3 separate regions of the Mus musculus genome follow, and regions 1 and 2 are each linked to region 3. The links are chromatin loops, found by intact Hi-C in ENCODE. Cell type or tissue: heart. All regions are shown on one strand. Links, peaks and the distances in the headings refer to the core of each region. The heading gives the core; the rest is flanking DNA. Region 1 has its middle 9.8 kb from the start of Ube2q2. Region 2 holds the start of Chrna3 (cholinergic receptor, nicotinic, alpha polypeptide 3). Region 3 overlaps Tmem266 (transmembrane protein 266).

What was found. A loop is a pair of places that touch in the nucleus more often than their neighbours do. Peaks named below come from ENCODE experiments on the same cell type or tissue, not always from the same donor. Only the 100,000 strongest peaks of a DNase experiment are listed, where the experiment ranks them.
Region 1: it touches region 3 in a loop (6-fold over the local background); 12 of 42 quality-filtered maps call a loop at or near these places.
Region 2: a loop joins it to region 3, with 6 times the contacts of the local background. A loop is called at or near these places in 6 of 42 quality-filtered maps.

The regions. Positions count from the first base shown.
Region 1 is chr9:55,133,985-55,145,199 of GRCm38, reverse strand. No RefSeq gene overlaps it. Among named protein-coding and RNA genes, the nearest start is that of Ube2q2, 9.8 kb to the left of the region's middle. In heart, for the core only: a CTCF peak has its summit at 4,926; a DNase peak (open chromatin) is centred at 8,389; H3K27ac peaks cover 473 bases.
Region 2 is chr9:55,020,844-55,029,665 of GRCm38, reverse strand. Chrna3 (cholinergic receptor, nicotinic, alpha polypeptide 3) reads left to right here and starts at 3,104. Exons shown (of 6, transcript NM_145129.3): 1 at 3,104-3,335; 2 at 5,239-5,378; 3 at 5,476-5,520; 4 at 7,378-7,487. The coding sequence starts at 3,272. It overlaps Chrnb4 (cholinergic receptor, nicotinic, beta polypeptide 4), which reads left to right. Exons shown (of 6, transcript NM_148944.4): 6 at 1-1,510. In heart, for the core only: a CTCF peak has its summit at 5,553 (motif pointing left); a DNase peak (open chromatin) is centred at 5,575; H3K4me3 peaks cover 1,130 bases; H3K27ac peaks cover 415 bases; H3K27me3 peaks cover 4,007 bases.
Region 3 is chr9:55,386,055-55,397,269 of GRCm38, reverse strand. All of the region lies in intron 3 of Tmem266 (transmembrane protein 266), which reads right to left. Among named protein-coding and RNA genes, the nearest start is that of Tmem266, 65 kb to the right of the region's middle. In heart, for the core only: no CTCF peak of the experiment used is centred there; a DNase peak (open chromatin) is centred at 4,789; H3K27me3 peaks cover 2,611 bases.

The DNA of each region.
Region 1 (11,215 bases), core at 1,316-9,315, 250 kb after region 3:
CATCCACAATAGTGTCTGGGTTTGATAACTGTATATGGGATGAATCCCCAGGTGGGACAGTCTCTGGATGGCTTTTCCTTCAGTCTCTGCTCTACACTTTATCTCCATATTTGCTCCTGTGAGTAATTTATTATCCTTCTAAGAAGAACTGAAGCACCCACACTTTGTTCTTCTTGAGCTTCATGTGGTCTGTGAATTGTACCTTGGGTATTCAAGCTTTTGGGCTTATCAATGAGTACATACCATGTGTGTTCTTCTGCGATTGGGTTACCTCACTCAGAATGATATTTTCTAGTTCTATCCATTTACCTAAGAATTTTATGAATTCATAGTTTTTGTTTTTGTTTTTTCTAGACAGGGTTTTGTTTTTTTTTTTTTTTGTTTTTCGAGACAGGGTTTCTCTGTATAGCCCTGGCTGCCCTGGAACTCACTCTGTAAACCAGGCTGGCCTCAAACTCAGAAATCTGCCTGCCTCTGCCTCCCGAGTGCTGGGATTAAAGGCATGCACCACCACCACCCGGCTGAATTCATAGTTTTTAATAGCTGAGTAGTACTCCATTATGTAATTGCACCACATTTTCTGTATCCATTCCTCTGTTGAAGAACATCTGGGTTCTTTCCAGCTTCTGGCTATTATAAATAAGGCTGCTATGAACATAGTGGAGCATGTGTCCTTATTACATATTGGAGCATCTTCTGGGTATATGCCCAGGAGTGGTATAGCTGGGTCCTCAGGTAGTACTATGTCCAATTTTCTGAGGAACCACCAAACTGATTTCCAGAGTGGTTGTACCATCTTCTAATCCTATCAGCAATGGAGGAGTGTTCCTCTTTCTCCACATCCTCGCCAGCATCTGCTGTCACCTGAGTTTTTGATCTTAGACATTCTGACTGGTGTGAGATGGAATCTCAGGGTTGTTTTGATTTGCCTTTCCCTGGGCATTTTCTTTACTAAGGATTGATGTGGGAGAATCCAGCTCACTAGGGATGGTGGCACCCTTAGGCTGGTGATCCTAAGTGGTATAAGAAAGAAGGAGGAGCTGGGAGGTGGTGGCACATGCCTTTAATCCCAGCACTTAGGAGGCAGAGGCAGGTGGATTTCTGAGTTCGAGACCAGCCTGGTCTACAGAGTGAATTCCAGGATAGCCAGAGATACACAGAGAAACCCTGTCTCAAAAAACCAAAAAAAAAAAAAAAAAAAAAAAAAAAGAAAAAGAAAAGAAAAGAAAAAGAAAGCAAGCAGGAGGAGCAAGCCAGCAAGCAGCACTCATCCATGGCTTATGCATCATTTCTTGCCTCCAGGATTCTGCCTTGACTTCCTTTCCTGATTTCCATGGGTAATGGACTAGAAATTGTAAACTGAAGTAAACCCTTTCCTCCCTAAGTTGCTTTTGGTCACAGTGTTTTATCACAGCAGTAGAAAGCTAACCAGGAAACCAACGCCCCCCCCCCCCAAAATCATAGTTTTTAAAAGCCAAATGTAGTAGTGCATGCTTGTAACCTCATCACTAGGGGATTGGGGCAAGCAGATCTCTGGGGGTCACCAGCTAGCCACAGGCCAATGAAAGACTATTAAAATATATATATATTATATATTAAATATATATATATAATGACAACTCCTGATGAACAACAGCGAGGTTTGTCTGTATCTTATTTTTTCAAACCTTAGTTTTAATCATGGTTCTTAAACACTTTAACCTCCCTTGTAGCCCACCAGAGGTAGTGGAAAAGAAAGGATAGGGGGGAAGTAGACCTGTTTAGAAAGGTTCTTTGGAGCAACTCCCGTCCATGTTGTCTGGAAATCAGCAGTTCAGTTCACAGGTTAGCAGGCAGCAGGTTGATCCACGCCCAAACACTTGACAGATACACCAGCAGTCCAATTTGGTAGAGCTGGGATAGCAAACACGAATCAGCAGCCGAGGCACTGACTAGCAGAGCCAACTCGGACTCAGCCTCAGCAGTGGCCAGCAGCAAGGACCAAGAGGAACACCAGAAGTTCTCAGCTATGCCTCTCTCAAGGAAGCAAAAATCAGCGAAAAACTCAAGACCCACAAGTGTTGCACAGCTAGCTCTGTCAGCAAGCCTAGCTCAGCCTCTGCCTCTGCCCTTCAAGTCCTATTTATACCCTCCAACATCAGGTGTCCTCCAAGTGTCTTGCCTCAGCATGTGTGTCCGTCTCAGCTGACATCACTCTACCAATCAACCCAAGTCTGCTGAAGTGACAAGAAACTGCAGCGCACTAACAGAAGTTTTTTGGTATGCTTCTTTATGGAGTCTCGACAAATGCAGCTCAACTCTGAGATATAAGGCAGACCAATGCATGCATGTTGTTAGAAAAGAATCCCTCATCACATGTCCTTTCACATGCTTGCTTTAGCCGAACATCCTTTCACCTGTGTCTGCTTCAGCTAAACATTCCTTCATGTGTTTGCCCCAGCAAAATACTAACTTTCCAAAGAACCCTTATGTTGTTTCTACTTCAGTTGTCCTCTGGCCTCTACATGCATATGCACACACACACACACACACACACACACACACACACACGGCGGGGGGGGGGGGGGGAAGAGAGAGACAGAGAGAGACACACAGAGAGAGAGACAGAGAGAGAAGAGGAGACAGAGAGAGAGACAGAGAGGCAGAGAGAGAGAGAGAGAGGATGCTCTGGTGAAACTTTTTTTTTTTTTTGGTTTTTCGAGACAGGGTTTCTCTGTGTAGTCCTGGCTGTCCTGGCACTCACCTTGTAGACCAAGCTGGCGTCGAACTCAGAAATCCGCCTGCCTCTGCCTCCTGAGTGCTGGGATTAAAGGCGTGCGCCACCACACCCGGCTTAAATTTTTTTTTCTTTCTTTTTTTTTTTTTTGAAACAATTTTTTAAAAGATTTATTTATTTGTTTATTTATTTATGTGTGAGTACATTGTAGCTATCTTCAGAAAGACCAGAAGAGGGCATTGGATCCCATTACAGATGGTTATAAGCCACCATGTGGTTGCTGGGAATTGAACTCAGGACCTCTGGGAGAGCAGTCAGTGCTCTTAACCGCTGAGTCATCTCTCCAGCCCAAACAAACAATTTCTCAGAGACTTTGGATCAGCCCACGTCAGTAGTGAGAGAAGCTGAAGCAGAGCGAGCAGCAGTGAGATCAGAAAGTATCCTGCCAACTCTAGGGACGTGCCTGGGGCAGAGCTGCTGAATCTGAGGGGTGATGATAGTCCAGAAAGAGTTTTATTCAGAGTAATAGTGAATAGGATGGAAGACCGGCAGGAAAGCAGTGATGCCACACAGCCTAAAGAGATGCTGACTGTGGTGTGCTGGGGGTGAGGGGGAGCCTCAGGATAGAGACTTTGTATCTCCGGATAGAGACTTTGTATCTCAGGTCTGCACCTAGGAACATAGGGCAAGGAATATTTTTAAAAATTAAAAACTGGGCTTGGTAACAGAAAACTATAACCTCAGCCTGGAGAGGCAGATGGAAGGATCTTAGGCTTCCTGGCCAGCCAGGTCAACTGAATCAGTGAGACACCCTGTCTCAGAAAATATCATGAAGAGCAATTCAGCAAGACAGCCAATGTTGACTTCTGGCCTCTATATAGGAGACTGTGTGTGTGTGTGTGTGTGTGTGTGTGTGTGTGTGTGTGTGCACGCAAGCATACACATATAAAACACACACAAAATATGTATGTCTGTGCATAGAAAAGCACTTTTATCATTGTAAAAGATAAAATAGGATTCCAAGTCTTAGAACTGGACATTTCAAACATTTTGGACTACCCAGTGGAATAACTGAGGGCCTTTATCCAGGCTGTATAAGTACCTGGAAGGATGCACCATCATATTAATAATGAACATTTCCTGGCAGTGACTTGAGGCTATTTCAATTTTCTATCTGCTTATTTATATTTTCCAAAATATTGGTATTGGATAGATACATGTCAGTAGCCTAAATACATAATTTTAAACTAGTCTCTACATATTTAAGATAGAGAGATGTCAGTCATGGAAGAATTTTGAAAAGAAAATTTAAAAAGTCAGTACATATCTGTTTGGTTTGCTAGGGTTTGAACCCAGGACCTCATAAGTTGCTAGGCAAGCACTCTGTCACTGCCCTACCTCCCAGCCCCAACTTTATTTTTGTTTGTTTGTATTTTAGGTTTCTCACTGAGCCTGAAGCTCAGAGTTTGAGCTGAACTGGCTGGTCAGCAAAGCTGGGAGATCTTCCTGCACGCCCCCCCCCCTCCCCTGCTCTGGAGTTATAGGCTTGTACCACTATAGGCATCTTTTTTTTTTTTTTTTTTTTTTTTTTTATGTGACTGCTGGGGATCAAATTGGGAGCTCATGTTTACACTGTGAGCCCTTGACTCTCACTGAGCTACTTCCCCAGCTCCTGGTTTGATTTGATCTGTTTTCTAATCACAAAAGGACTCTTGAAATAGAAGTGATTCAGAGCTTGATTTACAAACACCTGAACACCAGGCTTCTAGACAAACAGCCAATTCACTGATGCTTCACAAATGTTAAATGGTACCCTGTTTCAGAAAAAAAAAAAAAAAATCCTTCTCCCCAGACCAAGCTGAGTAAGTGTCTTGGTGCTTTCACTTTGGCTTAAGGGGGTCTTCCTCCTCTGGGATCAGATTCGGGTCATCAAGGGGTGTGATTTCCAAGAGAAATTCATGGAAACAAGAGCTTGATTCTGTTTGCATTTTCCATAATCAATGAATGCATTATAGGATTCTGAATAGCCTGAAATCAATAGATTATCTCCCTGGTTACATTTAGGTCTCATCTTACAAAGTATGAAAAATTAAATAGTGATGAGCACAGTCCTTCAAATCTCATGGGCAAGGGTAGACAACACAGCCCACTCAGGGTGGAGGCCTCTTTACCAGTTACAAACACGCTCCAGCTAAAAGCCTGGAGCTCCACTCAGAGGTTAAAACAAAATCTGCTCATGGCAGAATACCAGAATGGCACTGAGCTGGCTTCCGGGGTTACTCTCCCGGGAACATGTGGCCAGTCACATTCTCTGATACTTGATTTCTTTGTGTGTCAAGAGGTCTTGGACAGAATTCATATTTTCCACCATCCAGACATGCTTAGTTCCAAGAATGCGTGAGGGAATTTGCTAGCTCAAAGGGTTGAAATGGTCAAGGAGCCCACAGGTGTGAGAACAGAGCAAACGTAAGTGCCACAGGAGCTGGACAGAAGGCATGCCCAGTAGTTAGTAGTGCTTCCTGGCAGAGAACAGAGAAGGCCAGGGAGAAATACTTTGTCTTGGTTGAAGAACTGACTTCTCTTCTACTTTCTAAATGCAACAGTTATGTGGTGTAGTTTCCCTCTGAATTTCAAAGGATCCCAGATTTGGTCTTAGTCGGCACTGTCCCAGAAGTAAGCCATTGAACAAGGATTCCAAATACAAATATGGTCTCTCTGATAAAACTGGTAATATTCTAGAATCCCTTTGGACCCCAATTTCATTCCCCCCTCCCCCAGGATACTTCTGTTCTGTTTTGGATATTCACTATGCCAATTGCACCTGGGTTTCCCTTTTGAGGAGATTGTTTGTTGGTTTGTTAGTTGGTTGGTTTTTTTGTTTGTTTGGGTTTTTTGTTTGTTTTTTTTTTTTTTTTTTGGTTTGTTTTGGTTTGTTGTTGTTTTTTTTTTTTTTTTTTTTTTTTTTTTTTTTGAGACAGGGTTTCTCTGTGTAGCCCTAACTGTCCTGGAACTCACTCTGTAGACCACGTTGGCCTCAAAATCACAGAGATCTGCGTGCCTCTGACTCCTGAGTGCTGGGGTTAAAGGTGTGAGCCACCACTATCAGTGGGGCCCAATAGCTAAGATGTGGACAAGGGGGTACACCTGGAAAAGACGTTATCACTTCCATGGTGGCAGAGTGGGATCACAGCTGCCCTTCTCCTGCTGAACTCACCTCCTACCTACTATGTAAGAGAGAAAGAAGCTCTCGAATGTCAGTACTCTATTTTAGGTGCTTTGTTTTCAGCATGTTCCCTAACCAACAGACTCCCTCTCAGGACAGTTGGCTTCCCATTGGGCCTTATTGTATTACTCTTTCTGGACTGTGTCCTTCCTGGAAAGAGACAAGTCACAAAGGGAAAATAAAGGAGAAAAAAAGAACAAATAAACCTATTACTGATGTTTGCATCACTCACGGCTGCCAACCATTCTTTAAATAATCTTTGTATCTGGGGAAGGTTCTGACAGTGATTAAATAAAGCCAGACAATAGTTAAAGTGAGGAGAACAGATTTTTCATTCAGTAACTTCTGACAACAGGGGAAAGGGCCAAGCTCCGTTCCAGTGTGTGCATCGGTGACAGGTCAGGTTGAGAAGGAGGGTCAGGGGAGTGAACTGGTCCTAGGGGAAGAGCTTGCTGAGGGCTTGCAGGGATGCGATGGTGCCACTCTCAAAGTTAGGATCCACTTTTCCCTGTCCGTTCTGATGGATACGTTTCAAAGTAATGGTTTTTGGGTCCTTGAGCAAAACACTATGCGTTGATGGACACACACACCAAAGACATAGAAAATATTTCCTTTTGTAATAAATGTCCTAAGAAAGGGAAGGCGGGCAGGGGCCTGTCTCAGTGTTGGCTAAAACAGATTACATTGTTTCTTTTTTGACTTCTGAGCTGTTCCACACAAAACACTCAAAAGAAGACTGGGATGGGAGGAGCTGGGAAAATAACTCAGCCAGTCAAGGCTGATAAAAGCATGCAAACCTGATTACAGCCGTAAAAACATGCAGACCTGAGTTTGATAGGAGAACCCATGTGTGATGGCATGGGAGGCAGAGGCAAGCATATATGTGTGAGCTGAGGCCAGCCTGGTCTACAAACCGAGTCCCAGAACAGCCAGGACTATACAGAGAAACCTTGTCTCAAAATACAAAACAAAACAACGAAACTAAAACAAACACACAAGCAAGCCAGGTAAGGTGGCAGACTCCTGTAAGTCCAGCTCTGGGGAGACCGAGACAGTTGGAGTCCTGGGGCTTGATGGCCATTAAGATAGCAGTTTTTTGTGGTTGTTTTTTGTTGTGGCTTACAGGTTACAGCCTATTATCAGGGGAAGCCAAGGCAGGAACCTAGAGGCAAGAACTGGTCTGTAAAACAACAGTGCTTTCTGCCTTGTTCCCCATGGCTCTCTCTTGCCCATCCTCTCTGTTTTGTTTTTTTTCCAAACAAGTCCCACATGTAGCTAGCACTGACTTTTCTACTCACTCCGAAAACACCAGGCTGTCCTTGAACTCACAGAGATTTGCCTGCCTCTGCCTCCTGGGATGAAAAGCATGAGTGTGCACTATAACCTGGCTCAGCCTGCATTCTTATATAACCCAGGCTCCAGCCCCAGCAAGCTGGCTCCTCCCACATCTATCAGGACTCAAGAAAATGTGCTACAAACTTGCCTCCAGGCAATCTTACGGAGGCATTTTCCTAATTGAGGCTGTCTTTCCATATAACTAGCTTGTATCTCCTTGACAAGGAGGAGGAGGAGAAGAGGAGGAGGAGGAGAACAACAACAACAACAACAGGGCCAGGTTAGGTTTATACTTGCCAGTATCTTTGGCCCCCTCGGATTCTTGCAAGGAGCCACATTTGCCATCGTTTATTGGATAATTCCCCAATTAATGTGTCTTATGGCACTTAAATGTCATGTCTATCTCATTTATGGCTCTAGATCTATATGCTCATATCATAGGGCCAACTAAGATTGTTCAACAAATATGGAGTTAATGAGTGAATGAATAAATGAACAAATGGATGAATAGAGAGACATTTATGCTGGGTGGCACAGAGCATACTGAAAGTTACACGGGACTAGCAGCCATCCAACATGGACTCTAACCCTGACTTTATCATTTCCTGGGTAATCTTCAGCAGTAATATATTTAGCTTCCCAGATACGGAGAGTGTTCCTTTCTAGTGCTGACTCCAGCAGCCGCAGGGAAAGGTGTTTCTCCAGACCTTCCTGTGCCCTCCCAGGCTTACAAAGTAAATATTCCTGTCATTGCCACCAAGCCAACCGCTGACCAATCTGCTTGAGTAATTTAAGAAATAAGAGAAGCTAAGGTGTGTCAAGCTTCCAGCAAAGACAGGACACCAGTTCTCCTGAAACAACCTTCCCCATTGAAAATTAAGGGGTTAGTATCAGGCAAGCCTCCTGAACCATTTTCCACAGGAACAAACTCTCACTGATGATCTCGTGGGGACATGCTGTTGTAGAGCAGAACATGGTGCTGAGAGAAGCCACACAAGCTCTCAGCTGGCCGACAGAAGGTTCCTGGGATGGGTTGGGGCCCGCTTGCTTGTGGGTGTGTCAGGCATTCTGGGAATTCGTGTCAACTCAAATCACTCCCTCTACAACTGGAAGGTCTGAATCACAAGGTACTGACAGTTGTTTGGTTTCCTCACACTACTCTCCTCCTCCTGGCTTCCTAGCCCACTTCTGAGATCAGTACACCACTGTGGGAGTGATGCAGAGCTCCAGCCAGAGAGAAATTGTTCCCAGTGCCTCCTCCCCACCCCCATCCGCTCCCCAGGGCTGCTCTCAGTCACAGAGAGGCAGTGAGCCTCCCAGAGACGACACAATTATATTCAGAAGCATTTCTCCCAGAACTGCTGTGGTCCTTCAAACTACATTACTACTTGCTCACAATGGCAGTAAGGACTCTCCTCTTCTACCCAGGAAGCCAAAGAGAAAATGTGTGGGAAAAGATCACCCTGCAAACAAGAATAACATTTTCCCACAAATTCTGAGTGGCAGAAGGCTGCCTCAGAGAATCCCATGTAATACATCACCATCTAAGATGGAATGACCCAAGACTGCGTGCATTGTTTAAGCAAGGAATGCCTGGATTGGGGAGCCCATACCTCAAGCCCTATGATTCGGAGGGGCTGTGTCCTTCCAACGCCTGAGCCTTATTCCCACTTACACAACTGCATTACACAAGGCAGTAATGTCTCTGCCAAGGACTCCAGATTCAGAGCAAACAGGACACCTTGGGAGTCCCTAGATCTGTCTGCTCTTTCTTCATTTGACTTCCTTCAAAACAGATAGCTGTTATTTATCCAGTTAACATGTATCTTCTGTCTTCTCTGGGATGACTGAAGTGCTACACTGGGAGGTTCTATCAAAGGCATGTTCAAAGAGAACAAAGATACCAATCTTAGGATAACTCAAGATCTTTATTAAAAACCCAAGGTAAAATTATGGAGAACTGGAGAAACAGCTAACTAGCCAGGCAAACATGAAGACGTGAGTGCGAATTGCCAGCAACCACATGAAAAGCTGAGTGTGACAGTGTGCATCTGTAGTCCCAGCACTGGGGAAGTGGAGACAGGAGGAACACCAAGGCCTCGCTGGCCAGTCAGTCTAGCCAAATTGTCAAGTTACAAATTCAGTAAGAGAGGGTGTCTCAAAAAAGATGATGATGGTGGTGATGGTGATGGCGATGATGACGGTGATGTAATAGGTGACATAGAAGACACGTGAAGCTAACCTCTGGCTTTCACACGCATGCACATGCATGTGTATACCTCACAGCCTTTAATATCTTTAATCCCAACACTTGGAAAGCAGAGACAGGCAGAGTTCTTTGTTTGTTTGTTTGTTTGTTTGTTTGTTTGTTTGTTCCGAGACAGGGTTTCTCTGTGTAGCTCTGGCTGTCCTGGAACTCACTTTGTAGACCAGGCTGGTCTCGAACTCAGAAATCCGCCTGCCTCTGCTTCCCGAGTGCTGGGATTAAAGGTGCGCGCTACCACTAGAGCCCAACTTCATCTACTATAATGAGTTATAGGCCAACCAAGGCTACATAGTAAGACCTTGCTTCAAAAAGAAGTCCATAAATGATAACAAAGCATCTTTTATTGTGGTTGTGAGAGTGACATGAGGGAGAGGAGGGAGAGAGCAGGGACCTAGAGAGAGCAGAGGAGAGGCATAGCGCATGCAGGCTGAAGCTGGGGAGAAGGGAACCAGATAGAGTGGTATCATCCAAAGTGTGCTGTGCAGAGGTGGGTGACAGGATGTGGATGGTAATCAAAAACAGACACATAGAACACAGTAAGTAGTCGGCCATTGTCAGACATCCAAGTACATGACCTTGTCAGCTGATATAGCTGGATTCTATGTAGGAAAATGGTCTGATAATGCCACAGAAATGATAGTCAAAGACTAAGGTGCTTGCAGCAGAAGGTGAGAGGGCATGTGGCCCCTTCACAAAGAAAGTCGTGGTGCTAAACCTCCCCCCCCCACACACACACAGAAGCATTTGGTATCATAGGTGACATGGGAAAAGACCCACAAAGGCTGGCTCAGGTGTTCATTTGGAGACATTTTCATGTGATGTCGTAGGAAGCTGAGCACAGACTGCTTTGCTTACATGCTGAAGGATGGTGGGTGATGAAGGGAACGTTGCACTTAGAGTTGAATGTTAGCACCAAACCTTAGTGTTTCATCTGGCAACGAAACTTCCAGGGTGTGGACCATCTTGCCTTTTGGCTTAAGGTCTTGCGTAACTAGTGATCTTTGTAGGAAAAAAGGAAAGACTAGAAACTTGAAAAACAGACCTTCTCCCAGTTCAAATAGCTGGTAGAATAGGTCTGTTAGTCACCAGAGAGGTTGGTGCACGTCACATGTATAAAAAGTTCACACCAAACACATTGTGCAATTGATAGAACATATTCGATTTTAAAGCACTGGATTCTCATATCAAAGGAGGGGGGTCACACAAGAAATGGATAGACCCAGAAATTCTATGATTTCATAGGAGGAACTGTTCATTTCAGCTAATGACAGAGATTAAAGATGAATTTTGAAAGCAGTATTATTTGCATCATTTAGAAATTTACAAGTGAATAGTCCAAGCTTTCTAAAATTGCTTAGGACATATCTTCCACAAATGCCTGTTTTAATTTTCTTTCTGTTGCTGTGATAAATACCATGCCCAAAAGCAACTTGGGGAGGAAAGGGTTTATCTCCATTTACAGTTTATAACCATCACTGAGGGAAGCCAAAGAAGGTATCCAGGGCAGGAACACAGAGGCAAGAGCTGAAGCAGAGACTATGAAGCATCACTGCTCTCTGGCTTGCTCTGTATACTGCTCAGCTTGCTTTCTTATAGAACCTGCTAGGGTTGGTACCACCCACAGAAGGCTGGGCCCTCCCACATCAACTCAAAAAATGCCTAAAGATGTGCTTAC
Region 2 (8,822 bases), core at 823-8,822, 370 kb after region 3:
CAGACTCTCAATTCCCAAGCTTTTTACATGTCTGCACTAGGCAGAGATCTACTCCCATGATCCTCTGTTCCAATATGTCACTTCCTGTACAAGCCTTCCCTAGCCATGCATTCCAAAGCAGCGTCTCCCATAACCACATTAAACCTCCAGCTTTCTTGAGTGTCCTCCATTGGCAGCTGCAGTCCTTAGTTGGTGGCACACTAGTCACCAGCACCTTGCCCATTAAAGTCTATGCTCAACAAGGGTCGGAGTGTGTGAATTCACATTCACACTCCAGAGCCTGGGACAGAGCTCTGCACACAGAAGGTGCAAAATAAATGTTTGTTGAATGAATGGCTCCTGCTCTCCTTCAAACACACACACACACACACACACACACACACACACACACACACACCCTCTGAGTAGCTGTCCTTGCTCCCTTCCTGCTTTCTGCCTTTACACCATGGTTGGTTCAGGCCTGTCTCTTTCTCACACTGATCTGTTTCTCTCACGGTGCCTGCCCCACTGTTGGCACTCAAGATACTTCTGGAATTAAGGAGTGTTAGTGGCTTTTTTAAAAAAATAAATGTTGAGCCAGGTGTGGTGGTTCACGCCTTTAGTCCCAGCACTTGGGAGGCAGAGGTAGGCGGATCTCTGAGTTCGAGGCCAGCCTGGTCTACAGAGTGAGTTCCAGGACAGCCAGGGCTACACAGAGAAACCCTGTCTCATAAAAACAAACAAACAAACAAAACAATACAAAAAAAATGTTGCTGTTTTCCTTTTACCCAGCTAGCTCCCAAATAATTTTGACTGGACTATTGTATTTATTTAAGAAGCTTTAAAGGCACAACAACGAGCAGCATTATCTATTTTAATCCTCTAAACTGATCTGGCTACCTCCCAGTCAAAACCCCAGTGATACTTGCATTTTAGTACTGATCTGGCTCTCTGGGCTCCAGGTGTTTTCTTATGGCATCTCCTGGACTCTCTACCCAAAGAGAATCCCCACTCTCCTCCTGCCCCCTTCCCTGGATGGGAGGAAGTCCAGACCTAGTCTCTCCCCTGCTTAGCCATTGACCAATCAGGGAATAATTGGGGAGCAATGTTTACATAACATTGAGACTGGAAATTCTCAGAATAAGAATTACAATCAAATGTGGGGGCACAGAAATCAGCGTTTGAATAATATAAAGGTAATCTTTACACAGGGTATTATTTCATGCCTACAAGGGGAAGATTTTAAAAATTTATTATTTTATGTGTATGGATGTTTTGCCTTCATGTATGTGTGTGTACCACGTACATGCTAGTACCCCCCCCCCCAGAGGCCAGGAAAGGGCACTAGATCCCCTGGAACTGGAGTTACAGACTTGAGCCACCACGTATGTGGTGGGAATCAAACCTGAGTCTTCTGGAAGAACAGCCAATGCTCTTCTTGACTGCTGAGTCTCCAGCCCCTGAGGGAGAATATTTTAAAGTGTTTTGTTTTTAGAATTAACCTACAATAAAGTTGACTTCTTTAAAGTTTAACATTTGTATAACCATCATTGACACTAGGACAAAAGAAAGATGTCACTCAAACTTGGCTACTCTGCATAGACCCAACCCCTGCACACTTAGCCCTGGCCACCCTTACCTTTTCTTCACTGCTGTAGCTCAGTATCTTCAAGCCTGCTGCTTAAACGGAATCCTTCAGGGTGTAACCATTAGATACTGTAGATACTGGCTTCTTTATGCTGGGTCTTTTTTTTTTAAAGATTTATTTATTATATGTAAGTACATTGTAGCTGTCTTCAGACACTCCAGAAGATGGAGTCAGATCTCGTTACAGATGGTTGTGAGCCACTGTGTGGTTGCTGGGATTTGAACTCCGGACCTTTGGAAGAGCAGTCGGGTGCTCTTACCCACTGAGCCATCTCACCAGCCCATATGCTGGGTCTTTAAAAACAACTTCATTGGGTCAGCAAGATGACTCAGTGAGCGAAGGCACTTGCCTCTCAAGCCTGGAGGCCCGAATCTCATCCCTAGAATCCTTATAAAGACTCTAAGAGAGAATCAACTTCACAAAGCTGTCCTAGGGCTTCTATGTGTGTGCATGTACACATACTTCCTCTCAGGCTTCCATGTGTGTGCACGCCCCCCCCCACACACAATAAACAAAACTCTTTTTAAAATGATCACTTTTATTGAAGTATAAATTCACTCATTGTGCACTGGACAATACCATGAATTTTAGTATGTTCATCACCATGATCCAGCTTAGTACTGCTCCATCACCCTTACAAGGTCCCCAAGAACCATCAAGGAAGCCTTCATGGGCTAAGCCATCCCTGGTGGATGGCCAGAGAGGTCAAGAGACCCCAGAACACCTACCTTGTCACCGTCGATTCCTGGGACACATGGGTTTGCAGCTGGCAGTGAGACCAAGGGAAATCTATAACCGCCACAAAAGGAAATCTATGACGGTCACTATGGGAAGCCAGATCCTCTAGTTATTCCAACTTTACTTATAAAAGTATTTATTTACTCTGCTGGGAATCGCAGCCTGGACCTTAGGTGTGCTAGACAAGCACTCTACTGCTGAGCTATAACCATCAGCATTTGTCTGTTTTCTCAAGGAGCATCTCTAGCATAGTCTAAAGAAAGTAGCGAAAATAATATAAAACCTCCCAGATATCATCACCCTTGCGTCCACCATGGGGAACTCCTTGCCAATATTGTTTCCATCCCAAGCCATCGAGTCCCTCTTAACTGTATGCTGTGTACACACACACACACACACACACACACACACACACAGCATCGTGCTGAAAATAGTTACTTTAAGAGCATAAACTTCCACGGTCCACTTTTGAGTTACACTAGAGCTGGCACATGTGATAGGCCCCCAGCCCTCCTCAGAGCTGTACCTGCCAGAAAGCCAGGGCCAGAAATTTGACCCTTTCTTCCTGCCATGGTGACAATGCCTGATCCCGACTGGTCTGTAGCCTAGAGGTTTCAAGAGTCCAGGGAGGCTCTGGGCGAGGCATCGAGGCATCGACGCAGAAGACCGTGGCCCGACGCCCCTCCCACGACGGACGCAGCTCCTGCCTTGGCCTCCCAGCCTCCCCGCCCTGCGGCTGCTAGCAGCGCTTGCCTGCCTGGGGTTCGTGCACTCGGGCGCGCAAGTGCGCGGGAGCTCGGCGGCGCGAAGCCGGGAGGAACCCCGCGCTCTCCGTGCTAGCTTAGCTGTGCTTCGGTGGTGGTCAGCACCAGAGTGGCTCCGGTCCTGTCCATGCGGTCTTCAGACATGGGTGTTGTGCTGCCCCCGCCGCCGCTGTCCATGCTGATGCTGGTGCTGATGCTGCTGCCAGGTACAAGCGGGGAGCGGTCGGGTCCGGAGCCTAGGCTGGCTGCGGGCGGTGGCCATCGGGCGGCGGGTGGGTCTCCTGTGCGAGGCTGCAGCCCAGGGCTCTGTTTTCCGCACGACTTTGACCACCAGAGCCTTAGAAGTCTAGGCACCCACTTGCCTTGAATCTCAGCGTGGCCCCACGGTTCTGCCTGTGCACGCGCATCCCAGTCCCTACCACTGAGTCCCTTGGCTACTCCTTTGTTCCCAAACCTGCTAGTTAGCTGAGGCTCGAGACTAGCCCAGAACCGGCCCTCTGCTTCTGCTAGGGAGATAGAGGTTTGGGTCCCGGTCCCGAACGTCGCCCCGCAGCCCCGCTTCCAGCATCTGCCTCCTCCCACCGCTTGGTTTTAAGTGGGAAAACATGCGGCCAAAGAAGGCTAAATATTTGTCTAAAGCTACCGGGTCGTTTTGGAGCTGGGGCAGGACCAAGCCTCTGGTTCTGGTCATCGGGTCTCTGCGCAAAATGATCGCGTTGCCTAGAGACCTTCGACGTGATCGCTCCTCCCAGGCCGTCGTGGAGGCTCTAGGGGGGAGCCTATTAGGAGAAAAGCCCTTCCAGAGACCCAGGATGGCTGGCGAGTGAAGCAGAAAAGCAGCTATGATGCTCCCCTGAAGGCGGTCAGAGCACGCAGGGGCGAGGGGAACGACACCAGCATTGTGGCTGTGCATCATTACAGTCTGCTCCACTGCATGGGTCCTGCTTAAATCTAAATCACAGCCTGAAGAAAATAAGTTACACCGGCCCCCTCCCCCGAGACTGTACCTAGACTGACCCTAGTACTGTAAGCAGACAGCTTGAGCCAATATGTCTTGCTTAGTTGGAGTGGATTTGTAAACAAAGGATGCCCAGGGACCAGAGGTAAAGGCTGGGATGAGGATGTGAAGACAGCCCAGCCAGGAACCCGGTAGGCATCTTGGCTCCTACGATATGATAACCAAGCCCCTGCAGAATTTGGAGAGAGTGAAGGGGCTGTAATCTCTGACACGGTGGAAAACAGGGCTCCTGGCCTGGGGGAACCCCGAGTGGCTCCACCCCAGGGTGAGTCATCTTTCCACTTGGGCAGCAGGAGAACCACAACCTTCCTTGGAGGAACAATAAAGGTTTGAGCCGCTAATAGCTCTTTTTTTTTTCTCTTAGATAGCAAGGTTAGGTGGTTATGTAAAGGTTAGAGTTTTATTAAGAAAACAAAAACAAAAACCAAACAAACAAAAAACCAGTATCTGGTCCTCCTGGGAAAGGCACTTCCCACTCAGCCTTATGACCGGCATTAGATTCCCAGGACCCACATTGTGGAAGGAGAGAACTGAGTCACCCTTGGAGCCTGCCCCCCACATGCCACAGCATGCACCCTCCTCCATTAATGTAATGAAAAATTTAAAGAAGAAAATAAGGAAGTCTTTACCTAGATTTAAGAGAGAGAAGGGGGGAGAAAGCTAAGAAAATGGCAGGAACACACACAGAGACAGTGTAGATTCTCTGACAGGATCCCACCAAGCTAACAGTTCTCCAGCACTTGCCTCAGGCCAGTGACTGAAGCACTTCACTTCCACCTTTGAGGTGCATTCATGCATACTCTTTGATAGTTCAGAAACGATGGTTCAGAGAGTTTGAGCTACTAGCCTAAGCGCACACAGCTTCCCCCGGTTTGCCGGGATTTTCCTTAGATGTACCCAATTTCAGAACTCAGGCTTCTAAACCACTGAATGTGCACGACCTCGGCTTCCCAGCCTGTAACTTCCAGGGAACATTACTAGCCTGGAAGCCCGAGTTTGCAGAGTACCCTGGCAGACGGCAGTCTGTGGGCAGGCTGCCCTCTCTGGGAGAGGTGCATTTCCTCAGGGACTGACAGGGATACCTCCTTCAGTGGCCAGCGCCTCGGAAGCTGAGCACCGCCTGTTCCAGTACCTGTTTGAAGATTACAACGAGATCATCCGGCCGGTGGCTAACGTGTCCCATCCTGTCATCATCCAGTTTGAGGTGTCTATGTCTCAGCTGGTGAAGGTGGTAAGTGCTGGGGCCACACGATGTGCCCCTGGGGTTCTAGGGGAGTCTTCTGCCTTATTTTGGTCAGTCACCTGTCAACTTCAATCTCACTTTCTAGGATGAAGTAAACCAGATCATGGAAACCAACCTGTGGCTGAAGCAAGTAAGTACCCAGGTTCTGTGTACTGCTGCCCCCTGGTGGTGATTGCCTTATTTGTTGCTGGGGGAAAAGGGGAACTGGACTGGACACTACTCCTGGACCCGGGACAGGGTCACCTGACTGCTCTTGAGGGCTGACTCCCTCACTCACATCACAGACAGACAAGCTACAACCTGGAGAGAGAATTCTATCCACAGCCCCCTTACAAAACTGAACAAGCTGGGTGTTGTGGCTCAAGCCTTTGATCCCTGCACTCAGAAGACAGAGGGAGGTAGATCTTTGTGAGTTCAATGCCAGCCTGATATATATAGCAAGTTTCAGGACAGCTAGAGCTATGTAGAGGGACATTAGTCTCAAAAAAAAAAAAAACAAAAAACAAAAAAACAAAACCAAAAACAACCAACCAAAGCTGGTTTGGTCTACAGAATGAGTTCCAGGCCAGCCAGAACCACACACATACACTGGACCCCTGACCCCCAATTCTGGTAACACTCACGAAGACATCCTTCCTTTCTCTTGCAAAGCCAGAGGTGGGTTCTCTTGCATTGTGCATGGGGCAGGAGCAGAGCACTGGTGTTCTGTTCCCACATGTCCTCCCTAGGGAAGCTTTGGCCAGATCTTTTGGGAGACATCACGACATCTGCCAGCTCAGCCAGCCTAGCACTCAGCTCCTACAAGCCTTTGTTTGAAGAGGCTGGCGAGCCAAGCGAAGCGTCCCACCTACATGTTCCTCTGTGGCCACAGCCCCATCCTGTTCCTTCTGGTGGTCTGTGCTCAACACTTTTATGGTCCTGTGGAATCAAGGCTCCATTCTGAGGGGGGGAACTCTTATATTTAGAAAGGATTATTCTGCTTTTTTGAGATGGGGGAGGGTATCCCATGTATTTCATGACAGCCTCAAGCTCACTGTGTGGCTGAGAACCTTGAACTTCTGGCCCTTCATCTTCCTAATGCTTGGATTATAGGAGTATGTCCCCATGCCTGGTTTAGGCGTTGGATGGGACTGAGCCTGTTAGATAAGCATCCTATCAAGTAAGCTAAGTCTCTACCCCACATATTCTGTGTGCGTGTGTGTGTGCGAGTGTGTGTGTGTGTGCATGTGCCTAGGCACATGTGTGAGGGTGTGTGTGCATGAATTTGGAGGTCAGACGTTGATAGAGGATGTCTTCCATGATCAGTCATTGCATCATTTGTTGAAGCAAGGCATCTCACTGAGCCTAGAGCTCAATGATTCTGTTGGTCTAGGGAGCCATCTTACCGCAGCGATTGCGTCTCTGCCTCCCTGAGATTATGAAGTGGGAGGGTTGTGTGCTCAGGGATTCCATCTCTGCTGAGGATGCTCACACTTATGCAACAAATCCCTTAGTCACTGACTCACCCCTCTTTTCCTATTCACGGTCTCATAGTGCATGGCCTAGGACTCCCTATGTAGCTTAAGCTGGCCTTGAACTCACAACCCTCTTGCCTCAGTCTCATGCCACTACACCTGGCTGGTGAGTGATTTCAAAGTATGTAAAAAAAAAAAAAGGAGTTTAATGTATGAACCTAGTAGAAATACAGAAGGCTGCCATCTTGGCTAATGTGATCGAAGGCAATGATTAATGGCTCCCGTTTGGTTGATAAGGATTAAGCTCCCAGTCATGAAGGCTGACTAGAGAGCAGGGGCAACCTGCAGCTTTAGCTCATGCTGTCTGCCTTGCTGCCCCCATGTTGCTCCCTTGGCCAACATTTTCTGCAGCAGGGAAATGGCTCAGTGACCCTAAGAAGGGGTGGTCTGTCACCATGATGGCCATAATGACATGTCTGTCAAGAAAACCTGGCTGGTCCTTCTACTGTCTTCTCCCCACCTCCTTTGGTCAGATCTGGAATGACTACAAGCTGAAATGGAAACCCTCTGACTACCAAGGGGTGGAGTTCATGCGAGTCCCTGCAGAGAAGATCTGGAAACCAGACATCGTGCTTTACAACAAGTAAGGAGCTGGCTGTCCCATACTCTTTTGGTCTGGAAGACTGGGCGCTTGGTCCTCCAGCCACTCACTATGCTTACAGTCTGGGCTTTTTTCGGCCCTTTCTGAAAGGGGTCTGCTTACTCGTTCACCCTGGAGGCACTGGGCATCTGTTATGCAGTGGGTACCATAGACGCCAGTGAGCCACAGAGCTGCAGGATGCTGAGTGGTTCCTTCCATGTGTGGCTGGAAGAAGGGAAAGGTCACCATGGAAAGCTGCTGGAAGGAAATGCCATTGAAGTGGGTCTTGAAGGTCACACGGGCTTTGGAAGAGGGGACCTGCAGCAGGGAAGGTCCGGGGATGCAGGAGAGTATGCCATGGGTAGCTAGAGTGACCTCACTATCTGCACTGTTGGGTATGAGGCTGGAGCAGCCCCGGTGTACGGTGGGGGGACCTGGGACATCAAGGGAGGGGCTTGCACATGGCAGCGGACACTAGCTTTGCAGGCAGGGATGGGAGGAGATGGCTGTTTCACCCTCTTTGAGAGGGAATACTCGTGAGAGAAAATCAGGACTGGGCAAGACTCAGAGGTTGTCCCAGGCTAGAGACCAGAATAATCACTGAGAAGCTGCTAAACACACATCTTCCTGGGGTTAAAACATTTTCTTCTTTGTTTTTTAGTGTCTTCTCTAAAGTTTATATACATATTGATATGTCTCCTTTATAAGTGCCATATTCTTTAGCATGGCTACCCAAAGGACTTTTATCGGTCTCTGTCCATTCCATTTCCTGCCATGACAATTTTTTGGTTCCGAGTGGTTCCGGAAGAGAGTTTTGTGGGGCGTGGGGTGTTGAGAGTTCTGAGATCTAATCGCTTCTTGGCCTTTTGGTTAAGATCAGTGTACAGAGTTCTGAGATCTCTACAAAGCTGCCCCAGCCTTGACTGACTTCACTGCACCCCTCTGTGTATTCTCACTGTAATGATTTCTTTACATTTGTTTATTTGTGTTGGAGGTGCAGTACCCTCGTGCTGGGATTGTCAGTGCTCATCACAGAGGCTTCTCCGTATGGTCCTTTTCTTCGAGAGGTGGCTATTTCTTCTATGTTTATGACCCTAGAACTCACTCTTTGGACCTTGAGACCCCATTTTTCCTCCCTATGTTACCCCCATTCAGCAGCTAATCCTACTTAGCCCCTGGGTCTCATGATGCTCTGGCCCTGTGCCCTCAAATGCTGACATTCATGAGACACTGGAACCGTCGCTAATCGTGTGGATAGTGGGCTTGTCCTCCTGTTGTACGTGCCCCATTGTTCAGCTTTCACAAGTCTCTGCTGCTGTGATTTTCTTTCTAGCCTTG
Region 3 (11,215 bases), core at 1,610-9,609:
ATTAACTAATGATACTGAAGCACTCCGAGGCTGGAATTAGATGGTTTTTCAGCCATAAGAGGAAGAGCTGGATTGGATCCCCACTTATCAGAGCAGATTATCTGGATATCAGTGCTACAGAGTACGGACAGCTGTTACTTGACAAAAAAAAAAAAAAGCTATAACTGGGTAAGTATAGAAAGCGTGAGTTGGAGTTAAGTGGCCAGTTCTATGTGGGGTGAGCTAAACCCTTCTTACAGTGCTCCACACAGATGGCAGCTATGGTTACCAAACTGTAGGCCAGGGCTACCTTCCGTCCCATCTCATGAGACTCACACTCTGTGTATGGGTGTCTTCTGGGAGATATTTCTAGGGAGACGAGGCACCCCCGAGGATGGACTCTTCTGCATAGCACTGAGTCTGGAGTGCTGTAATCGAACCTCGCTCATCTGCTTGTTTATGGCCCATTTCTGCCTGCCCATCTGTTTTTAGTTAGGGACCAAAGCAAACCAGGAAAGTCTTTACTTTGGGGTGTTCCCCATTGCCCCGAGATCACCTGCAAGGCACCAGGTCATTTTGGGGACCTCTCTTCCCCATTTGGAAAGTAAAGAATAGTATTTTTCAACTTGTAGAGTTGTTGGAAGCTAAATGAAAGAATGTCTCTAACCTGAAAGCACGGTGTGGCTGAAATAGCATCATGGTGATGGTGAAGGTAATGATGATGGTGGTGATGGTGATGATGATATCTGATGGCTCCGAGGCTTGGCCATCCCCTCATACTTCCCATCTAGAAGGAGTCAATCTGCTGCAACCTGCCGCAAGGAGGACCAGTGCCCTCCTCCTGTAGACGCGGGTGCCAGTGGGCTGGGAAAGCAGCTTTGCATTTTAGCTATCCCTGAAAGAATGATATGGGTGCTTTCAGGTGATGGCTTCTTCCTCATATTTGTGCAGAAAAAGCGCAAACACCAGAGGTGATAGCCTTGAAGAACCTGGCAGAAAATCGGGCTTGCTTAAGTCTTTCTGGATATTTCCTAACACGTGTGGGAATGACTGATGGTCTCTGTCCTTGGCTCGGTGGCAATACAATGACCAGATGTGGTCATCGCCAGACTTGGGAAGCAGGTCCCAGAAAGAGAAGCTTGCAGACCTGAGCAGGTGATGGAGGGAGCTAAGCAGGTCCCAGAAAGAGAAGCTTGCAGACCTGAGCAGGTGACGGAGGAGCTAAGCAGGTCATTTTGGATGGGGGAAGAAAGATAGGCATGAGTTCTAGAAAGGCCAAGAGTGGAGGGTGAGAGAGGAGGAGCCTGGCTGGGTCAGATGAGAGCATGTCTCTTCAAGAGACAAATGGAGAACAGAGATATAAAGCCGGGTGGGAGCTGAGCCTCAGAGACCAACCATGGAGTGGGTGCTTGTGGCCCCTTGCTGTGGACCTGAAAATGCACTCTTCCTCTTTCTGACCACACTTCCTGTTTTCTTGCAGGCTCCTCCCACAGGTCAACCCAAACCAAATCCACATAAAGCTAAGTAGAGTTGCTAGATAAATCCAAATTTCAGATAAACAATGAGCAACTTCTTAACACATGCTCCAGATCCTGCATAGAAAGGCTTCTTCTTGTACTTACTGTCTGTCTTTCAGACTTTACAGAGCAGTATGGATTCTAATCTGCTAGGTCTGGCAGACTTATAGCTGAGGGTCTGAAGGGGTCTGGTAAGGGTGGCTGTGATTTAGTCAGAGAAATGCACGGAGGAAGAGGCCGCATTAAAATTTGGAAAAGCAAAGCTCTTGGAAGCCGAGGGCTGATTTCTCAGTTGCACACCCGACATGGAAAGCAGAAGATCTCTAGCACCTAGAAGTACTTTCTGAGTGATACATAGTAGCCGTTTCTGTGGCTACATGGCCCTGAGACACTGCGAAGAGCCAGGGAAACCCAGAAGAGAATCCATGAGGCCACCTGTAGGCATGAGAAGCAGCAGGAAGAACAGTGAGCCTCTACCGTGTGTCAGATGGACAGCCTATCCCCATCACCCGGAGGCTCCAGAAGTGTAACGCTGCCACCCACTGGGGTCACTAGCCCAGACCTCTTTCATGCCCCTAACACTCTTCACTGCTAAGAGCTCTGTCACTCTGCCCACCTTTCCTGTCTCATCAGCTTCCCTACCTCTTTTTCCATGTGCCCGTCTGCCCCTCTGCTTGGTCTTATTTGCTTCTTTCACGTCTCAGTTTGTGCCCAGCCTTCAACCTGGCACTTCTGGGAAGTTTGGGCCATACCCTTCCCATCCCAGATTCTTCTAATGGCATGTTCTTTCCTAGACCACTAAGGCACCTCAGCTCCAGCCCCATGGCATCTACTCTTAGTGGCTGCTAACCCTGGTGCCATTTCACTGTCATTTGAAATGAGAGCCACACACCTTTAGAAGCTATAAATGAAACGAGCAGCCAGGAAACCTTTTGGCCCTAGGTGATGTCCAGGGAGGAACAGGAGGCTTCACCTTCATGGTGAGAGAAAGCAACTGGACACCCTCCCCCCTCCTACCTTGACATCTGTTGAGTATGAGCCTTACTGAGAGCTTTCTGCTCTTTCTGCCTCAGAAGAGAGCTACAAGCATCAGGAAAGAAACAATGTATTCCATGCAGTTGCAGCTTGCCTGTGGGAAGTTCAGACAGGCCACACTTTACACCAACTGTGAAAATACTGACTTTGCCTTTGAAAGAGATGAGGGCAAGTCTGGAATCACCTGCAATCTGAGATTTCCCTGAGCCAGGGAGAGGCTCAGGCAGCTGGGAGGACAAAGGAAGGAGGCAGGGAAAGATCTGGATGTCAAATGACACTGTGCCCCCTGCATGGGCAAGGTGGTCCCTCCATCCCAAGTCAGCAAAACCAGGTACATTGTAGTGGGAAAGGGGGTCAAATGAGTTGTAGCTGCTGTAAGGCCATGGAGCACTAAGGGAAAGCCCAGAGCCTGTGCTGGACTCAGGATGGTGAAGTTGAGCAGACATTTAAAACCAAGTGGTCAGGTGTGCAAGACCATCCCCTGAGCCTAAGAAATCTCTACCCTGTGCTTGTAAACTGTGCTTACTTGGAAAGAATTGTCCCAGCTGGGCTTCCTGACTGTTTAGAGCCCCTCATCAAGGGTGGGAAGGACTCGGGACCTCACCTGAGTTTTCAGGACTCCCTACCACCTGTTGTATGCAATGCTGCCTGCACAGGGCTAGAATGTATACACACACAAACACACACACACACACACACACACACACACACACATAGTCAAGGAAGAATAGGGAAGGGAGACTCCATGTATTCGGCTATGGGAAAGCCCCCATTTCTTCTGGGTAAAGACTTTCTGGTATAACCTTTGGGGGAGAAGCCACCACACCCCTGTAGATAACTCCTGTGCTCGGTACTTAAGTCCAATGAACTTGTCTCCTACAGTGAAGTCTGCTGGGATGCTGCTTCCTTCTGTAGTTAGAACCTTAGGAGAGGTCCACTCTCCCTGGGAAGGACTTTTAGCAATGGCGGGGGAGATCTCAAGGAGGAAGTGATGGTCAAGAAAGTTAAAGGCAGTGCCCATAGGTATCGGGAAGAAACACACAGACCTGCCTAGTTAGTACCAACATTCTCTTCAGGCCCAAAGGACACCAGGACATGGGCCAGGAACTGGCTTAGGGAGGAAGGGTTTCTCTTGCATGGTGGGCAGAGCTCACTAATCACCTAGCACCTGGGCAGATGCTGCTGGGGCAACCACTCCCCATGACAAGACCCATCTCCTGCCAAATCCCAAAGCATTGCAAAGCCAAGTCTACCTATCCTACTCTACTGCTGTGGCAGCTTAGCTGTGCCTGCCCAGAGCTTGGCATTCAGTCACCAGCTGCTCTCAGCCTGGGAGGAAATTCATGTTGGTCCCCGAGCTGCACAAGGAGATGGTATTTGTACCACAGCTGAGGTGAACCTCTTTTCTCCCAGTGACCCCACAGCACAGCAGTGACTTAAGAGACAAAGGAAGATACCTGCTGTAGGTAGATGACTCCAGGCAGAGAAGCCTGGAAGTGGGGGTTGGGATCAGCATCCAGGCCAGAGATTGCTGGAAAGTCCCAAGGTTTAAGCCATACCCCAGGTCCCTTATGAAGCCACCATTTCTGGGTTAGGCCCATGGTCTATAACTTCGTGAGGTGACTCCAAGGTGTGGACCATGGTTCTGCCTCTTCAGATGTGAGCACTCCTGGAGTTAGGGAAGCTAAATCGTCCCCAACACCCACTGAATTTGGGCCTGCATTTCAGGAGAACCCAGCTCAAGAGTGTTCTTGCAGGTGACAACTATTATGGAGGATGAACTGAGGGTGTATGTGGTGTGACAGAAGCTTGGGAGCAGGACAGAGAAGGTAACCAGGGCCACCAGGAAGGAGGCTTGCCTGTGCCTATGTTTTAACAAGAGAGACAGGGACGGGGCTGTACAACTCTAAAGTAACTTCCATCTGGGCTCCCTAGTGGGAATGGGAACCAGCGGTGAGGCAGAACCTGCAGGTTCCTGCCTGGCCCCAGGTTTAGAATTGGATCACTCCTTGTGAAATGCAAGTGACTCAGACATTCCAAGGAGAGTGTGTGTTCCCTCTCCGCGGAAAGGTATACTCCAAGAAGACGGTGTTTCCCGTTTTTATAACCCGGTTTGCGTGGTTAATAAAAGAACTGACTGGGCTGAAGCCCGGACACAGACTGGAAAATAACTTCTTTCAGGCAGCCTCAGCCCATCAAAGTCCCGGAGTGGTGTTATTCCTGAAGTTGCCACCAGAGGGCAGACGTGCCCCTATTTCCCAACATGTGCTACAAAAGCCAGGGGCAGCTCTGGGGAGGGCTTGGGCTGCCCAAATAGAGAATACCAACAGATGGGCCTGCTGGCAGGTGGTATTCCAGAGAAGTTCCGGCACCCCTCATGAGGCCTCAGAGGAGTCCGGGGGTGGAAAGCAGGTGAGCGCCGGTGCGGCTTCTGTTTTATATTCTTAGTTGTTTGGGGTAACAGTTTGAGAGAATAAATTCTAGAATATGAAAATGGAGTTTGGCAAATCCCCAAAGGCTCTTTTATGGGAGGTCAGGCCATAGGAGTGGCCTGGAAGGCAGGCAGGCAAGATCAGGTCAGGTAGTGGTCCCAAGCTTGACAAAGAAACAGCCTCATCTTAAAGGTGAAGTATGGACCAATCAGGGCCGGGCTTGCGTTGCTCCTTCAGGGCCAAGCCTCTTTCTCCCTACAACCCACTATGCACTCAGAGGAAACGTTGTCCTCCTGGTGTGAGCCTGTGGGGATGGTGGGGACTCTCCAGTTATCCTAAAAGGGTTCTTCACAGGCAATGAAGGTGGTTTCTCTAGTGTCCGGGACAGAAGACCTCGTTAGTTGCACATTTGGATTGTTGTCCATTAAGTTCCCAAAGAAAAGATCTGAGGGGAGGTCGGAATGAGTCTAGAAGTCTAGAGGTAGGGGCGACGGAGATGAAGATGAAGCCTGGAGCACCAGGCGTTTGCCCCCTGTCTGGCCTGCAGGGGGCTTCTCCCCCCCCCCCCCCCCGTGGCTCAGAAGATTCCTCGGAGCAAAGCTCTCCAATAATTGACAAAAACAATAACCATTTGCCACACACACCCCCCCCCCCCACGCCATAGACATAAAACTACAACTCTGCATTTAAGGTTTCAAGAGATGCAGAGACTCCTTGGCCCTCATGGAGACCCCCTGCCTAGCTTCTTAAACTTACTCTTAAGGGTCATTGTGCTTGTTAGTAGTTTTGTTAACCTAACCCAAGCTGGGGCCACCTTGAGAAAATGCCTCCATTATCCTGGCCTGTAGGCAAGTTTGGAGGGGCATCTTCTTGATTAACGAATGGCAGCCCACTATGGGTAGTGCTACCCCTGGACAGATGGTTCTGCCTTTAATCCTAGCCCTTGGGAGGCAGAAGCAGGTGTCTCTCTGCTAGATCAAGGCCAGCCTGGTCTACAGAGCTAGTTCTAGGACAGCCAGGGGTACACTGAGAAACCTTGCCTCCAAAACAAAACAAAACCAAACAAAAAAGCAGGCTGAGTGAGTTAAGAACAAGCCAGTTGGTGGCATTTCTCTGTGGCCCTGTTTCAGTTCCTGCCTCTATGTCCCTTCCTTGAGCTCCTGCTACAGCTTGTCTCGATTATGGACTCCAAACTGTAAGGTGTGATAAGCACTCTCCTCCCCACGCTGCTTTTGGTCACGGTGATCATAATAGCACTGGAAAACAAACTGGGACAGTCATGTGACTGAATGCCCCCTGAGATTCCCAGTAAACCTCTCTTTCCACTCTCAGAGTGGTCTAGTTCAGTGGCCCCTCTGCGGTACCTCAGCGTGAGGGATGAACAATCTGGCAATAGTTAAAGGCTGCTAAACACAGAGCTAACTAACTAACTATAAATAGATGGGGCTGGGAGGATGGCTCACTGGATAGAGCACCAGTCATGCAAACATGAGGACTGACTTCTCGCCCTAGCACCCATGTAAGAAGCCAGGCGGGCAGAGGCAGGCAGCTTCCTGGGGCCTGCCGGCCTGCAGGCCTTGTCTCCTCTCCTCGGTGAGTTTAGGCTCACTGAGAGACCCTGCTTCAGAATATGCACTGGAGAATGATTCAGGAGGACATCTGGCATTGACCTCTTGCCTCTGCTTGCATGTGAACACACATGTACATACATTAAAAACATAGAAGAAGGCTCAGAAGAGGGCTGGGGATACCTTAGTGGCAAAAACACTTGCCTAAGCATGTGTGAGCCCTAGGTCCAGTCCCTGGTACCATGCCCACAAATAACAAACATGAAACGTGGAACGAATCAGCCTGCGTCACCAAACCCCACTGTACCCTTGGATCTGATCACATGTTGTCATGCCAGGAAATCTCAAAGGACACTTCCTCAAACGCCCCAGCTTGGAGCTGAGACACTAACTGTTATGAATTACAGTGTTTCAAGGCTATTTGCAACACCTTCTGCTGTTAGAGAAACACAATGGCTTGGCTACAGGAAATAGAAACTTTTAATATTTTTCTATTGCCTTTCCTCAGTACATTTAGGTTACATTATAGAACCATTACATTAGAATGGTTTTAAAAAAAGAATTACTTATTTTATGTATATGAGCACACTGTAGCTGTCTTCAGACCCACCAGAAGAGGGCATCAGATCCCATTATAGATGGTTGTGAGCACCATGTGGGTGCTGGGAATTGAATGCAGGACCTCTGGAAGAGCAGTCAGTGCTCTTAATCACTGAGCCATCTCTCTGGCCCAGAATGGGTGGTTTTTAAAATTGCTCATTAAGAGTTAAGATGCCAACAAACTTTGTTTCAGTACTGCTAAAGGCCCGGCACTCAAGAGCAGAGGTAGGCAGTCCTCTGAGAGTTCGAGGCCAGCCTGGTCTACATAATGAGACCCTTTTCCAAAAATAAAAATCATTAAAGGAATCTTGGCTTTGGGTCAGGACAGACTCTCCAAAAATCTGAAACAGCCCTAAACATACTTCTGTCATTCTGTGTGATGTATTTATGTGAGGCGATTGTCTCAACATTGGAAATTAAAAAAAAAAATCTAACTATTGAAGATGTTCTACCCTAGAATATCAAAGATTCTGTCAAGATTTAATTCTTTCTGTAAACATAAACAGATACCTTCATCTCATTAGTATGTAAATTTTCTTTAGTCTTTCATGAGAAATTATATGTATACCAGAGAGTTGTTTTAAATAAATTTCTATACGATTTATCGTCAGTAAATGTTTGATTTGTATACCTACTTTACATTCCTATGTGCCTATGGTTCTATAATGGGTTCCTTGTTCTTTGCTTATAAGTGGGGAAGGTTTAAGGAGACCAGGTCTGGCTCTCAGGCTCTGCTTCTACGATGCTGATCCCTGGTGCCCTGGAAGCCACTGGAGTTGGTGGTGACTTGGACATCAGCATGTCCTTCTTAGCCCTCTGTTTCTCTTTACAGACGTCAGGAACACAGTCAGAGAAGGCCATGAGGACCACAGAAACCCAACTCTCACTCATCTATGTTTCACTGTTATTGGCTCAACAGACACATGCATGGTATGTCCTATGCACGAGGCGCTGTTCTGGGCACTTCAAAGGTTAATCTAGAGTGGTGGTGCCTGCCTTTAATCCTAGCCCTAGGGAGGCAGAGGCAGGCGGGTCTCTGTGAGTTTGAGGCCATCCTGGTCTACATGTCAAGTTCTAGGACAGCCAGAGCTACATATGAAACTCTGTCTTGAAAATAAACAGACAGACAAATGTGGGACAGGAGAAGACGTGTTTGGCTCTGGTGGCAATTAGTGTCTCCTAACCCCAGCCACATGTTGACTAAATCATGAGTCCAATCTTTTGTGCCTTAGTTTGTTAATCTTAAAAATGGGATCCCTGCCTTTGCAGAGGTGCTGGGAGGATCTGAAATGTTAAAGCCAGCATACAACGAGGCTAGCATGTGTCAGGACAACGATAGTTTCCATACATGCCTTAGCGGGTAGAGGCTCTGGCAAGAGGCAGAATACATATCGTTCTAAATCTAGACACCGTGCAAAGTGTTAGCACATGAGAGGAAGGGAGCCTTCCTCTCCACGGGGCCTGGATCCTTGGAAATGAACTGTGACTTGCAGTGGGCTCCTAGCCCTAGACTACTCTAGAGACAATGCAGCCAGGAGAGATAAGTTCATCTAAGCAAGACTTTTCCAAAGAGACACAATCCTGTCCTGGTGAGAATTGTCGATCCAGTGCCCACAGGGACACCCTTTATCTGAATGTCAGAGATGGAGCTCCTCTCCCACGTGGGGTGAGCCAGGACAGCAGGGAGAGCAGTCGCACTTCAGCTTCATCTCCTTGACCTGATTCCAAGAGGCGACCCATGACTTCACACACACAGTCCCAGAACACATGCACACGCTTCAGAAAGCCAGCCCTCGAGAGGCTTCTCGCCCAGCCCTTTGAGGAAGTGAAAGCATCTCCATTTCTAGGTAGGCAGCTTGAGTTCTGCACTCAGTGCTGAAGGTTCACACCACTGCCCCAGGAAAAGGCAGAGGCGGTGTGCAGCTGGGCCACCAGAGGCTAACCTGTGCTTGTCCCATAATCTTACATCTCTCGAGTCTGAGAGAGGCCTCACGGTGTGGTGGGACGAGCATAGAGTGGAGAGACAGGAAATGCCCTCTGCTTGGCAGGATGCTAAACTCCTCTGACCTCTGCCCCCTCTTAGGGTGTCTAAGGACATTGCCCACACATCTCTGAACAGGTAACAGACAGGAAGGATGTGGTCAAAGTGGTCCTGACTCTTGACGAGGGCTTCGGGTTCACCGAAGGGAGAAGGATGCTGTTAGATTAGGGGCTCTCTGCAACTCAGAGAGCCCTCAGTTCGGTGAACTGGCCACAAATTTAAGGACTTCTTTATGCTAGGTTTTGCAACTAGGGCAACTTGATGAGCTCAGCTCCCTGACACAGTGGGAAGAAGCTGTAAATTCTGGATCTTGGATGCCTCCTCAGGTGACTGAGGCTCTCTTGTTGGACACCATAACCCTGCATAAAACTGCTTGAGTTCCAGTCCTGACTTCCTATGGTGATGAACAGCAATGTGGAAGTATAAGCTGAATAAACCCTTTCCTCCCCAACTTGCTTCTTAGTCATGATGTTTGTGTATGAATAGAAACCCTGACTAATAAGAGATATACAGGCGGTTAGTCAGAGGTGTACAGGTGGCACTTTGACCTGTGGGTACGAGAAGCCTGGTGCCATTCCCTCCCCTGTTCCTTTGTTCTTCCTCAGCTCCACATAGATCAGCTTATAACCACTCTCCAGGGGAACTGGCTTTCCTGTGCCATCTGATCAGACTGCTGCCTGTTCATCACTCAGCTGGCCATTCAAGTCAGTCCTTTATTCTGCTCGCATGCCCTCTATCCCAGACTCAGTTGACCTGGTCCTTGCTAGAGGAACTTCCTGGCTCAGGGCTGGGGTTAGATGTGCGTTAGTAGGGCTCAGAGGTTGTCCAAGGCTGGGAATTTATTGTTTTCCCAATCAATGACAGCATGGATGGAGGGGGCTGTGGAAGTGTGGGGGTGGAGGGACAGGAGGTTTCTGGAGAGCGCCTCCTTAAGGTATTCTGAGAAGATACTATTTTTAGGCTGTGGCTTAATAGGCCCCTACTCCTCCCTTCTCTTTGCTCCCAGCTATTGCTTGCTGTCATATCTTAAATTATTTCAGTCCTTATTTAGAGGTGTTTGCTATCTTGGGTCTGTCTTTTTTTTTTTCCTAAGTTGACATCTCAAAAAATATCCCTGGGCCCCATCATGTTGCCTTGCACTGACTCTGGAATTCTGGAGAAGCTGTTGGTCTCATCTCCCGTAGAGCCTGTTGGAGACCCACACTTCTTCCAAGCTTCTCCTGTCTGGGAGTCCAGTTAATGAATGGAAATTAGCTCTCCCTTTTAGTTGTGTCTGTGCATGTGTGCGTGCACATGTGTGTATGCATGTGTGCGCATGTGTGTGAGTGTGTGTACATGCACATAGGTGATGCTGGGCACATGTGAAGATCGGAGGTCAACTTGGCTTAGTTCTTTCTTTCTACTGTGTGGGTTCTGGGGATCAAACAAAGGTTGTCAGATTCTGCAGTAAGCACCATTACTAGCCAAACCCAAAACCGGCTCTCTTTAGGCTGTGGTATACTGTATATGAGTGTCCCACATCTACATAGCAATGTAGATCAAAAGATTGGATCAAAAGATGAGTCCAATCAGCCTAGGCGTAGTCCCACATCCTTTGCCATGCGACTCAATTCTAGCTCATAAGACATGAGGCAAGAACAGCTGGAAGCTTCTGGGAAGGATCTATGTTGTTCTCAAGCCCATTATGGACAGCCTTTCTCGATTGCGAGATACAAATGAGAATGCATGACTACCAAAGGCAGTCCTTGTGCCAACTGTGAAGCCACTTTTGGCATCGGGATGAAGCCAGCACTGCTGACAGCAGTGATGGGGGAATCTGGCCCTCACTAACACTCATGGGCCAACCTCAGAGCTGCCTTAGCACTGGGTTCCATATTACAGAGGGAAGACTGTGGAGTAGACAATGAAGACAATACAAATATGCATGACTTGGTAACAGACTGAAGGCATGAGGGAAGAAAACCAAGTCTCACAGCATTTTGCTGTCACACGGTTTTGCGGTTGGAGCTGACACCTCTGCTCCCCTTTTCCCTGCTCCCCAGA